3 separate regions of the Mus musculus genome follow, and all the other regions are linked to region 1. A link is a loop called in an ENCODE intact Hi-C map of the cell type or tissue named here. Cell type or tissue: heart. All regions are shown on one strand.

Region 1 (4,000 bases):
AATTTTCTGAAAAGGGGACACAGCTCAGTTGTTAGAATGCAAAATGCCCAGGATCAATCACTGTACAGGGGGAGGAAGGAGACTTAAAAAAAACTTTAAAAGCACAGATTTCTACCTCATATCTTGTTTCTTTCTTATTTTTTGTTTTGCTTCATGAGACAGGGTCTCACTCTGTAGTCCTGGCTGACTTGGTACTCGATATGCAGTCTGGGATCATCTCAAGTACCATGGTAATCCTGCTCCTTCTGCTTCGCAAATGCTGGGGTTACAGCATTTAAGCTACCATACATTGTAAGCTGACCATGTAGCTAAGTGAAAAGGGTTCAGGCCCTGAGTTCAATTTCCATCAACGAAATCAGCAGAAAAATAAAGTGAAGACTCCCCCCACCCCACCCCCAAGACAGCCTCACTATATCAGACTGTCCTTTAACTTTTGGGCATCCTCCTGCTTCTCTCTCAGGAGTGCGGTGATCACAGGCATGCACCACCAAACCAGGGCTTTGGAGTATTTTGTTTTTGAGACGGGGTCTCATATAGCCCAGGTTCGTCCTAAATGTACTATGTAGCCTAAACTAGCCCTTATTGATCGGAAGTGTAGTCTACCACATCTAGAGAAGAGTAAAACTCTTGAATTTGTATCTTGAAAAAAAATACTTCAAGATGTCACTGTTTGCTGTGACTATCTCAAAATGCTGGCCATGACAGATGTTCCCCCAAGGCTTAATCTGTATCTATTCAAGTCAGTGTCCCGATAGCTTTAACTAAACACTACTACTGTGTGAACGCAGGAGACAGTTTTCCAAGGAAAAGACATTGGTGATAGATTCAAAAAGACACAGGTTAATTTCCTCTACTGGTGAGTGAGGGTGGAAATGAACGGAAGTTTCACAAACCGAGAAAGCAGCTATCTGAACCTCGAGGGTATGAAACCACAGAGTTAATAGGAGGCTCACATGCCTCAACAAAACACTACATAATCGCAGTACAGACGTGCCCAGGCGTTCTCTGCAGGGCTAGGTAGGCCACATCCGATTATGATAAGCTTTGAATGCTGCAGGCTACAAGGTTTAGTTTTTCCCTACAGTGACTAAGGAGGCAATTTTAACGAGTGATTTTTCTGGTGCGAATTATACACGCAGCAGCTTCAGAGGACTGAGCGGGGCTCTCCTTATAAGTATGACAGGTTTGCCTTGCAAGCGACCCAGCTGGACTCTGGCCCTTTTTCCAGCCAGTACATGGAAGCGATCGATGGCCCCCGCAGGACCCTGGCGTTCAGTCGCAAGGGAAGGGTGTGGAGTAGGCGCCGCACACAACAAGGTTAGATCAACCTGACCCGCGCTGGACGCGGGACGGCTGGGCCACAGACAGGCAGATGACCAAGTCCATCGGGCCTAACGCGGCAGGAGGTTTCGAGGCCATGCCTGGGGACCGCGGGTAGCCACAGCCCGGCCTGCTCCCCAGCCCACAGGCCCCAGTGCACGGGGACCGAGGGCTCGGAGTCGCGCCAGGCCCTGGCTGCGCCCGCGGCTGAACTCGCAGGCCCCTCACGCCGGTCAGGCCGAAGCCCCGAGCCGGAAGGCCTCACCTCGCGCGGGCGGCGGGCTCTCCGGAGTCTCGGCGGCTCAGCCCACCGTCTCCCAGCCCAGGCCACGGGCGCCGCCGCCATCCTCCCGCGTCAGCGTGGTGGCGTCATTACTGCGCGCGCCTGACGCCAAAACAAACTTGGGCGGCCAAGGGACGGAAGGGAGGCGGAGCCTCCAGACGCGAACGCAAGTGTGTGTAGGGGGGGGGGGGGGTTCGGAGTGCCTGCCAATCAACGTCTTCGGGGCGGAGCAGAGCTCTTTTCCAGGGGTGGGTCTGTTTGCCGCTAGACACCGCTGGGGAGCCATTTGTGGAGGGAAAAGTTCTGGGAAAGGTAATGACCGAGAGAAATGGAAAAAAAATGGCAAGATTCTTCTATAGATGAAGGAGTTCTTGAAGGGCAAGGGAGTGTGTCATCACGCCAGGGCTAATTTTTTTTAATGTATTGATGCAAAAACAAATGAATCACGAGATTTATAACATAAAATAAAAAGTAAAAAAGATTGTTAATGTATTGATGCAAACACAAATGAATCACGAGATTTATAAAATAAAATAACGAATAAAAAAGATTGTTACCAAGCTTGACATGGTGGGCACATTCCTTTAATCTCAGCACTCAGGCAGGAGGATCTCTGAGTTCCAAGCCAGTGTGGTCTACAAAGCTAGTTCCAGGACAGTCAGGGCTATTACAGAGAAACCTGTCTCAAAAATAAACAAAGAAGCTGGACGTGGGGGCACACGTCTTTAATCCTAGCACTCGGGAGGCAGAGGCAGGCAGATTTCTGAGTTCGAGGCCAGCCTGATCTACAAAGTGACTTCCAGGACAGCCAAGGCTATACAGAGAAACCCTGTCTTGAAAAAAAAACAAAAAATTAATTAATTAAAAAAATAAAGATTTTTTTTTTTGTACTAACACACTAGGTTTTGAAACAACTTTTACTTTTTTAAAAAAGACAAAACATCGTTAGCCTGTAATCCTAGTACTTTGGAAGCAGCAACAAGAAAGACTTTAGTTTGAGGCTAGCCTGGTGTATTTATTAAGGTCCTATCTCAATAAAAAAATTCATCAGTGTGTTCCCACATGCCTATAATCCTGGCACTCAGGAATTTAAGGGGATATTGCAGTGAGAGGTTTAAAAAAAAAAAAAGGCCAGGTTATAGAAGTTATAAGTTTTCTTGGGATACAGATTAAGACCATCTTTCAAAATGGCAGCAATGAAATTTGTTTCTCAAAGGGTTATGGGATTACTAAAAACATGAACTTTAACCCAGCCTGGTGTGATTTGGGAAGCAGAGGGGGGACCTCTGAGTTCAAGGCCTGCATGGTCTGTCTATAGCAACAGGATACCCAGGGCTGCTGCACAGGGAGACCTTGCCTAAAAAAAACAGCATGAGGAGGGGTGATACCCAGAGTAGGGCTTCCCCTTCTCAAAAGAGACAGGGAAAGTGGATGGGGGAAGGACCTGTGTGACTGATTACTGAGAGGAAAGGAAGGGGTGATAAAGTGAATAAATAAATAATTTTTAAAGGTTTATTTTTTTTATGTAAGTACACTGTAGCTGTCTTCAGACACACCAGGAGGAGGCGTCAGATGTCATTACGGATGGTTGTGAGCCACCATGTGGTTGTTGGGATTTGAACTCATGAACTCTGGAAGAGCAGTCAATGCTCTTAACTGCTGTGCCATCTCACCAGCCCAATAAATAATTTTAATAACAACAAAAAAGGAGCATTGATTTTGGGGCCAAATCTGGGATCAAATCCAGCTCTGACATTTCCACAGTTATATGAATTCTCGGGGAAGATGTCACCCTCAAGCCTTTCCATACGAATTTCCTATCCTTATATTTACTATGAACATATTGTAATCATGATTTTAGTCTCACAATAAAAAAATAATATAGAAGTCCAGAGTTGATAACACTCAGAAATCTATAGTCTTTTATTTGTCAAGGTATTTGGCAAATAAAGGAACGAGTATTTACTCGTATACGCTGTATATTCAGGTATTGGTTTGGGATCTAGGGAAAAACACAGGCTTAGCAGGAACGTGTTCTGGTGTGATGGCAACTGGTCCCAGGACATCTATCTGAATGGTCAACTCCACCTTGTCTATATAGATCTACAGCTGTAGAACACTGTGACCGTGCTTAGACCTAGGTAGCTATGCCTAGGCACCGGCATCTTGGCTATCATCCCAACCGTCTGCGCTAGCTCTGAGATAAAACCCATAAAGCCTTTAAGCCCCTGGCCACAGAGCAAAGTCTTCCCCCACTCAACCTCCGATCCCAGCCCATGGCAGAGTAGGGACTTAGGGAGCAAACATCAGGGTAAATGTAGGTCACTGTAGGAGGGTTGTAATCCCCACCCCACCAATGGCTGGCCAGAGCAGCCATCCCTGCTTACAGAAGCAGGC
Region 2 (4,000 bases), 66 kb before region 1:
TGAGTTCCAGGGGTGCAGGGTAGCCCACGATGCCCAAACTTTTCCTTTATTTGAATTTCATTTTCTGAGATTTTAAAGAGTCAGATGTTAGAGTTTCTGTTGCCAATCCTCAGTATCTCTCTTTTCCCCCTGTCTGGCTGCCCTGGAACTTACTATATATAGACCTGGCCTGCCTCTGTCTCTCTAGTGCCAGAGAAATGGCTGGACACTTGGGAGCCCTTGCAAACGCTTGCAGAGCACCAGAGTTCAGCTCCCGATGCACATCAGATAACTCACAACTACCTGTAACTGCAGCTCCAGGGGAGTTGACACCTTTGATCTTCCAGGGCACCTGCACACACACATACTCACACCCAGACACACATGGAAACCGATAATTAACAAGAAAACATCCAGGCATTGCGGCACACATCTTTTATTCTAGCACCTAGGGACTGCCTGTGAGGGCAACCTGGTCTACATAGAGATCAAAGCCAGCTAGGGCTACATAGTGAGACTCTCTGGGGGGGGGGGGGAAAGCAAAAAAGAAGAAGAAGAAGGAGAAGGAGAAGGAGAAGGAGAAGGAGAAGGAGAAGGAGAGGAGAAGAAGAAGAAGAAGAAGAAGAAGAAGAAGAAGAAGAAGAAGAAGAAGAAGAAGAAGAAGAAGAAGGGAAGGGAAGGAAGGAAGGAAGGAAGGAAGAAAGAAAGAAAGAAAGAAAGAAAGAAAGAAAGAAAGAAAGAAAATAACTTAAAAAAAAGAAAGAAAAGAAAGAGAAGAAAAGATGGGGCCTCTGTGTGTGTGTGTGTGTGTGTGTGTCCAAAGATCTTCAAGTGTTGTTCCTCAGTAGACACCCACCTGTTTTTTTGTTTGTTTGCTTCTTTGGTTTTGATTTTTGGACTGACTGGGGTAATGCTATTAGTTATACCTTGTATCTTTTTTTGGAATATTTATTACTCATAGCTTGTATTATATTTCTTCTTGCTCAGTTTATTTTTCAATTTTAAAGGTAAATTTAAATGTGTGTGTGTGTGTGTGTGTGTGTGTGAACCCTGGTACAGTCTGAGGGAGCTGGAGGGCATCAGATCCCCTGGAGCTAGAGACATATGCAGTCATAAGCTACCTGATGTGGGTGCTGGGGACTGAACTTGGGTCTGGGGCAAGAACAACAAAAGCTTGTAACCAGTGAGCCTTCTATACAGAGAGTGCAGGATAGGAGATGCAGAGCCGAGAGCACGCGCGCACAGCTGGAAAGCAGTTAAAGGTGCCAGAAAGAGAGGGAGGCCGATTGCAGCCCGGAAGAGCTGACTGGGAAGGGTTAGTTGTTGAGCTGCTTCAGGGAGGTCCTAGCCGAGCGGCCCACCCAGGCAGTTGGGGCTGGCGGGTGGCAGCAGAGGGCGCGGATTCTAGAGTCAGCCCAAATTCTAAAGGCTACACCAGAAAGGGAGAAAGAATGGAGATAGAGCAGAAAGATGAGCCCTGGAGCTTTCTGATAGGAAGGAAGCGGGGTGGGGTGGGGGAAGAGGCCAAAAGAACAACTCAGAAAGATAAAAATTCTCAAGTCAAGGCGACTAGGTAAGTTATCTGAGTGTGAAAGAAGTTAGCACCAAGAAAGGAAAGGACTCGGGTGCAGGAACCTCCAGGAGGTGAGGTTATGAAGGAGCAAGTTCAAATGAGATAACTGGGCTATCCCAAAGTGTCGATGAGGGATGGGCCGGTGTAACCTCTAGCGAGGAGGGAGCGGACTCCTCTAGGAAGGGCATACGATCTTCAACCACCTGCTAAGGGAGAGGCTGCAGCGAGCAGAACTGAGGGAGAGACCGTAGGCTACCAAAGTCCTGGAGAAGCGTTAGAGAGAAATGATGGTAATGGAAGAGTATGTATGTGAGGGTGATGAAAGACTTGAGGAGGTTTGGGGTGGTCACTGTGACATTGACCAGGTCCTGCTAGCTTTCCCGCTATGGAAGAGTATGTATGTGAGGGTGATGAAAGACTTGAGGAGGTTTGGGGTGGTCACTGTGACATTGACCAGGTCCTGCTAGCTTTCCCGCTAAATAACAAAAAGTGACTGAGAGCTAATTAGATTCAGGGAACAGAGCCAGTGCACCCTGCGCCCCGTCTCACCATCATAATACCCCTAAAAGTTAAAATACTTTCCCTCACTTTATTAAGTATCGCATTTGGGGCTCAGAGAGGGCAACCCCTTACCCAAAGACACACAGGAACCCTACCCTCCAGCAGCTAGAGTACTTCGTTCCCGGGGTCCTCTCATCCCCCCTCGGGGAGGAGCCGACCCGAGCCCCTCCTGCTCCCCGCCCCCGAGGGGCGGCCCGGGGGGCGGGTGGAGGAAGTGAGCGCAGCGGGGTGGAATGCGAGCGGGCGGGGCGGGCCAGCCTGGGGCGGCGGGGACTGCCGGCTGGAGGCCGGGACCGCGGGCCAAGCGCGCGCGATGCCTCACTTCACCGTGGTGCCGGTGGACGGGCCGCGACGCGGCGACTATGACAACCTCGAGGGGCTCAGTTGGGTGGACTACGGCGAGCGCGCCGAGCGGGAAGACTCGGACGGTGAGGGTGCGCCCGGCGGGGGCTGTGGCCGGGACGGGGGGCATCTACACGGGACTCGCGCCTTCGGACCGCGCGCGCAGACGTCCATGCAGGACTCCACTTTTCTTGCTCCTTGCGCGCTCAGACCGATGAGTCTTTTTGGTCCGGGACTCCCGGGCTAGGTCGTCCTCCACCCACTCCCAGCTCCTCCCCCGAGGGCCGCGGGCGGGGGCTGCAGACGTGGCCGCCTTGGGAGGCCGGGTAACGGGCTGCCTTGCTTAGGCTGGCGCCGAACGCGCCACGGGTCTGGGTCCAATGGAAGCCTGGATTGTAGCTTCCTCACTTTCTGTGAATCGCCCCCATCCTCTTGAGTGTCACCCTCTCTTCCTCTATGACTCACCGCCCCTCTCTTGTCCTTTCCCTACCCCTGCCTCCTTGCACACTGGCCCGGTAGGAGCAAAGGGTGTGCTCGCTGAAGAGCCTGTGTTGGCCTTGGTCTACGTAGATCTGTGCGTATCATGGACACCTAGGGAGCAGTCACACGGGGCCAGGCTTGTCTAGGCACTGTACATGAAGCAACTCGCTTTAATCCTCCCAACCTCCCCCATGGGACAGGTTCTGTTACTCGCACTTAGGAAGGAGTGAAGGGCGGTGGGGAAGAGTTATGTAACTTGTTCCAGTGGGATTCAAACCCGGATATGAGAATGTAGTGCCTTAACCTAGGTATCAGGGCTGGTTATAGAGGTAAACCCTTTCTCCCTTCCAGTGCCCCATCTCTCCATCTTCCACCCACGGAGGCTCCTCACACTTGGAATGGGAACGGTCCTGGTTATATGTGTCTGTCTGTATAGCTGTCCAGGCATGTGTAAATGCACGTGTGTCGCTGAGTATCACAGGGTCAGGTCAGGACGTCCTTATGGCTACTGTTTCCAGGAAGGCTGCCAGTGATGAGCCTGGTGCTATGATAACAAATGCCTGTGATGTCTGAGGCTGACCGTGATAGAAAGGTGTAGGAAATGTGTGTTGTGTCTGGTGATGGTATCGGAGGCTATCTGATAGGTCTGTGATGGTGACATGCTTGAGGGGTAGTCTGTGCTTCATGTGAACGGTGACTGAATGACCTGCCTGCCATGTGGACATACAGGCCAGGGGCATGGACTGCAGATGTCACGGAGATTTGTCAGGTTTCACAGCTGTGTGTAAGTAACCCTAGATCCCACATCCCCTGCTGCCCCTTGCCTGGTCCAAGGTGTCGGAACCATATCCCTCCTTCCCTGGGACTGGAAGGATGTCTGTCCCTAGATGATGTACTGAACTGCATCCTGGAGATTAGCCTGGACCAATGGGCAGTACTGAGCCTTTTCTTTGGCTCCGCCTTGGTCCCTCACAGGTTGATAGGAGTAACCTGGAGCTATGCTGGCTGTTGGCTGTGCCCTGCCAGATCCCTCCAGGCTAGGCCAGCTCCTCCCAACCCCACCCC
Region 3 (4,000 bases), 200 kb after region 1:
CAGACTCGCTGAGAGCCCAGGGTCATCGTGCTGAACTGGACCGGAAGTTGGTGCAAATAGAAGAGGCTATCAAGATCTTTTCCCGACCCAAAGTCTTTGTGAAGATGGATACCTAGTCCTTCCCCGCTTGGTACCCACCAAGAGTAACAGGGAGATATGTGTGCGGATCACCACGTGGCTGCCAAGGGCAGACTCAAGCCCTGTCATAGCTCAAAGACAGGAGCGTTGGGGTGGGCAGAATCGAAAGCACTTCTTAGTCACCAGGGGCTGCAGAAGGGCCACCAGCCTCCCAACTTCTCTGTCAAAATTAAACCTTTTGTACACAGTGGCTGTGTTCCATAGGAGCTGTCTTAGAAATGCTAAGCCCAGTGGGCCTCCTGCTGCATCACCCACCATAGGATGCCCTCCTGCCTATGTCCAGGGAAGAAGGCAGACGTACAGGATCAGAAGAGATCGGGGCTGGGACACAGAAGGACCACATCTACATTTGTAGAAAACCTTTAATGTTCACCAGACTGAGAGGGCTCTGTGAGCAAGCTAATCTTCTCTACCCAGCTGGAAAGTCCAGGCCATGTTCCCGCAGCCTAAAGTGACAAGGGCTGCATCTTTGCCTGTCAGAGGCTGAATCCGCTAACATCACCTCGCATGCCATTCCCCCAGCCAGAATTGGCTTGCTCTCTGCTATCCAAGGAGGGCAGAGAGCTGCCAGCACCAGGAAGTAGGCAGCCAGGTTGCAGGTCCCAGCACAGGGGCCCCTGAGACAGCCCATTAGAACAGGGAGGGTGGCGATTCTCAATGACCAGGTCACTGCTGTCATCGTCACTGTCAGGATCAGTAGGCCCAGGCCCTACAGAGGAAGGCCCTGTCAGACGCCCAGATGCCCCCCGTACCACATTATTACGCTGGTTGGCAGGCTTGACAGTGACGATGAGGTTGTGGCTGTTGGCGACCATCATGTCCGTCACTTGGTCCAAGGTCTTCCCGGCCACCTCAATGCCGTTGACCTCAAGGATCTCATCACTGACCGCCAGCAGCCCTGTACTCTCAGCCAGGCCCCCACGTACCAGGCGGGAGATGAAGATACCTGGAACCCGCTCCAGGCCCTGGGGAGCCACGCGAACACTCATGCCATCTCGAATGTAGAAGCCCAGGGGACGGTCTGAACCATGTTTGTGCAGCCTCACTCGTCGGTGGGTCTCAGGTAGTAGGTCCACATCTATAACTGAAGACACCTGGCGGAAATCTTGGGGCAAGCTGATTAACAAGGGTGGCCTGGTGCGCAGAGGTGCCACTGGTCGTAGCAGGAGCCCTTTCTTGCGCCTTTGTAGAGAGTTGGAGGCAAAAGCCAGGCCACTCGAGTCACCTTCTGCTGCAGGAGAGGGGGGGGGACTAAGATTAGAGACTTCTCCCAATTGGGCCTGTGATAGGGACAATGTCAACTGTTTTCCTGCTACTTGGAGGTCAGACCAAGGGCAGAGGCTACAGAACATAAAGCCTGGGGGCCCTGGGTATGATCTACCCTGATATACCTGTCCTATCACCCTAACCCAAGAAAGCTGCCCACTGTACCCCATCCTCACCCCGTTTCTGAACCAAGAGGCGCAGAGGTGGGGGCCCGCTGGCCAGGGCCCGGTGCAAACTGTCATCGTTGGTGAGGGGCAGCAAGTCACCGTGAGCATCCGTATAGCCAAGCAGGACGTCCAGGCCAGGGATCTGGTGTACCACACACAGCAATCGCGAGAACTCCTGAAAGCCTCTCACCGAAGTGCGGGGTAGTGCAAAGCGTCGGAACTCGGCGTCAAACTGGAGGCGGGAGGGAAAGGGAACGGAGTGTCAGGACATCCCAAGCCCCTTTCTCACCACAGCACTGAGGCTGTCAGGAGAGGGAAAGGTTGCTGGAACAGCTGCAGCCTTAGGCTTAAACCTCAGCTCCAGTACAAGGGACACTGTCCAAGGTCTTTCCCTTGCTCTCCACATACCCAGGCCACAGAGGGACTCTGGAAGTCCGTAGTGGGAGGGAGGATGCGATGAGGGGAGGCAGACAGAAAAGCAGAATAGGACGGAGGATGGAGGACAGAAAGAGGTGATGGAGAGCCAAGGAACTAATAAGGGAGAGAAAGGGAATTAGGAGCCCTAGCGCAGTGGCTAGAGCCGAGACCAGAGAAGCCCTTACTTTGCTCTTCACCTCGACGATGCTATCGGGACTGCGCGCCGGAGTCCTCTGCGGCCTGGCCATTGCAGGGCCTGGCGGGCGGGGGACAGTGCCCCACAGCAGCCCGCCGAGGCGCAGGTGCACAGCCCGGCCCGCTGGCCCGAGCCGCCCCGCCCCTGGCGGTAGCACTCGCCCCGCCCTCCCACCCAAACCATGACGTCAAGGGGGACGCGACACCGAGAAACGTGGAGTCTACGTTTCCTAGGAAACGGAGACGGAGGCAGAGAGGGCTTTCTCTGTTCTTACGTCATTACGCTATGGTTCGAGCGTCCCAAAAAGGACTCGACCAATCCGAAGGCAGAATGAGGGAACAAACATTTATTAAGTTGTCCGTGCTGTCATTTTCATTTTGTAAAGGAAACTACGGCAACATTTTAGGAAAATTCTGGAGGTCTTACACAGAGCCAAAGTGGCTTCAGGCCCCATTCTCTGCTGCAGCCTCCTAACCTGGATCGCTCTCATCCAATCTAGTCCTTGCCTTTTCCTTTCCGGCTCTAGAGTTGTACTGAGGAACAGCTCACGGGCTCAGAGAGATGCCCCGGTAAGAATAAACTGTCATCAGCCAGCAGCTAGGTCAGTCAGCAGGACCCGGGAAGAGCTTGCGCAGGCGCAGAACCGCGAGGGGGGCGGAGTCTCAAACTTAGGATCCGCCTGGCGGTCACGTGCTTCCTCTCCCGCTAGAGGCGGAGCGGCGGTGCTCGCGGGAAGACCCTTTCCTGGGGGTCGCCCAGGGTGCCGCCCTGCTAATGTCCGATTCAGGGTTGCTGGCCCTACAGCCCTGGATTCGAGAGCTGATCCTAGGTTCAGAAACACTGTCAAGTCCACGAACCGGGCAGCTGCTCAAGGTAAGCAGGTCGCTCAGATCCCAGAGACCCGGGTAGAGAAGGCGGGAGTGAATTGACACTAGCCACTACTGTTGTGTTAGGTACTCCAGGACTCGGAGACTCCCGGCCCTTCTTCCGCCCCTGACACACCTGACACCGGGGCCGTGTTACTTGTGTCAGACGGAACCCACAGTGTCCGATGCGTGGTGACGCGCAACGCCATCGACACCTCCGACTGGTAAGAGAAGTGCTACTTGTCAGCGGAAGGTGGGAGGCCAGCTGGCTAGTGGGGCATTGAACCTGAAGTGGGCGGGTACTGGAGAAGTGGGGAAAGCTCATTCCCCAGGCGTATGGGGGTTTGTGCCTGTGCTCTGGACAATGAGGGCTGTGCTCGCCGCAGGGAGGAGAAGGAGCTCGGATTCCGCGGGACCGAGGGCCGGCTCCTGCTACTGCAGGCCTGCGGGCTCCGCGTTCAGGTGGCTCAGGACCATGCGGTGAGTGGTAAGGCTCACTTGGGCGGGTTGGTTACTGTACCTAGCTCTTTGTCACCACTCCTGAGACACCACTCCCCAACTCCTCCAGCCTGCGGAGTTCTACCTCCAGGTGGATCGCTTTAACCTGCTGCCCACGGAGCAGCCCCGGATACAGGTGACTGGTTGGTAAGTGGTCCCTTTAAGGGAAGGGGATGTAGCTCAGTGGCAGACTACAGGCTTCGCATGGCTGAAGTCCTGAGGGCTTCAGTCTAAATCTCTCCATATTCCTCTCCCCAAAACAAAACAGTTAAATGAAGCTTCCACCTTTTGTCTCTTCACGCGCACTTGGCATAGATCTTCAGGTGAGAGGGATGGGCATCAATAACCCTGATCACCTACCACCCTCCTCTTTCTCCCAGCAATCAGGATTCAGATGTGCAGAGAAAACTCAATGAGTGTCTTGAGTAAGTTTGGGGTTGGGCCCTGAGGCT

What was found. A loop is a pair of places that touch in the nucleus more often than their neighbours do. Peaks named below come from ENCODE experiments on the same cell type or tissue, not always from the same donor. Only the 100,000 strongest peaks of a DNase experiment are listed, where the experiment ranks them.
Region 2: a loop joins it to region 1, with 4 times the contacts of the local background. A loop is called at or near these places in 1 of 42 quality-filtered maps.
Region 3: it touches region 1 in a loop (3-fold over the local background); 1 of 42 quality-filtered maps calls a loop at or near these places.

The regions. Positions count from the first base shown.
Region 1 is chr8:105,898,126-105,902,125 of GRCm38, reverse strand. It overlaps Pskh1 (protein serine kinase H1), which reads right to left and starts at 1,652. Exons shown (of 3, transcript NM_173432.2): 1 at 1,586-1,652. In heart, a CTCF peak has its summit at 1,888; a DNase peak (open chromatin) is centred at 1,725; H3K4me3 peaks cover 1,858 bases; H3K27ac peaks cover 1,849 bases.
Region 2 is chr8:105,964,466-105,968,465 of GRCm38, reverse strand. It overlaps Slc12a4 (solute carrier family 12, member 4), which reads left to right and starts at 2,351. Exons shown (of 24, transcript NM_009195.3): 1 at 2,351-2,541. The coding sequence starts at 2,427. In heart, no CTCF peak of the experiment used is centred here; DNase peaks (open chromatin) are centred at 1,345, 2,315, 2,815, 3,395 and 2 weaker places; H3K4me3 peaks cover 2,995 bases; H3K27ac peaks cover 3,580 bases.
Region 3 is chr8:105,699,977-105,703,976 of GRCm38, reverse strand. It overlaps Acd (adrenocortical dysplasia), which reads left to right and starts at 2,749. Exons shown (of 11, transcript NM_001012638.2): 1 at 2,749-3,057; 2 at 3,138-3,274; 3 at 3,437-3,530; 4 at 3,619-3,695; 5 at 3,929-3,973. The coding sequence starts at 2,959. Pard6a (par-6 family cell polarity regulator alpha) reads right to left here and starts at 2,330. Exons shown (of 3, transcript NM_019695.3): 1 at 2,174-2,330; 2 at 1,581-1,803; 3 at 483-1,369. The coding sequence starts at 2,236. The coding sequence ends at 615. It overlaps Enkd1 (enkurin domain containing 1), which reads left to right. Exons shown (of 8, transcript NM_198299.2): 8 at 1-325. The coding sequence ends at 116. In heart, CTCF peaks have their summits at 2,266 and 2,913; DNase peaks (open chromatin) are centred at 1,026, 1,686, 2,316 and 2,826; H3K4me3 peaks cover 2,468 bases; H3K27ac peaks cover 1,810 bases.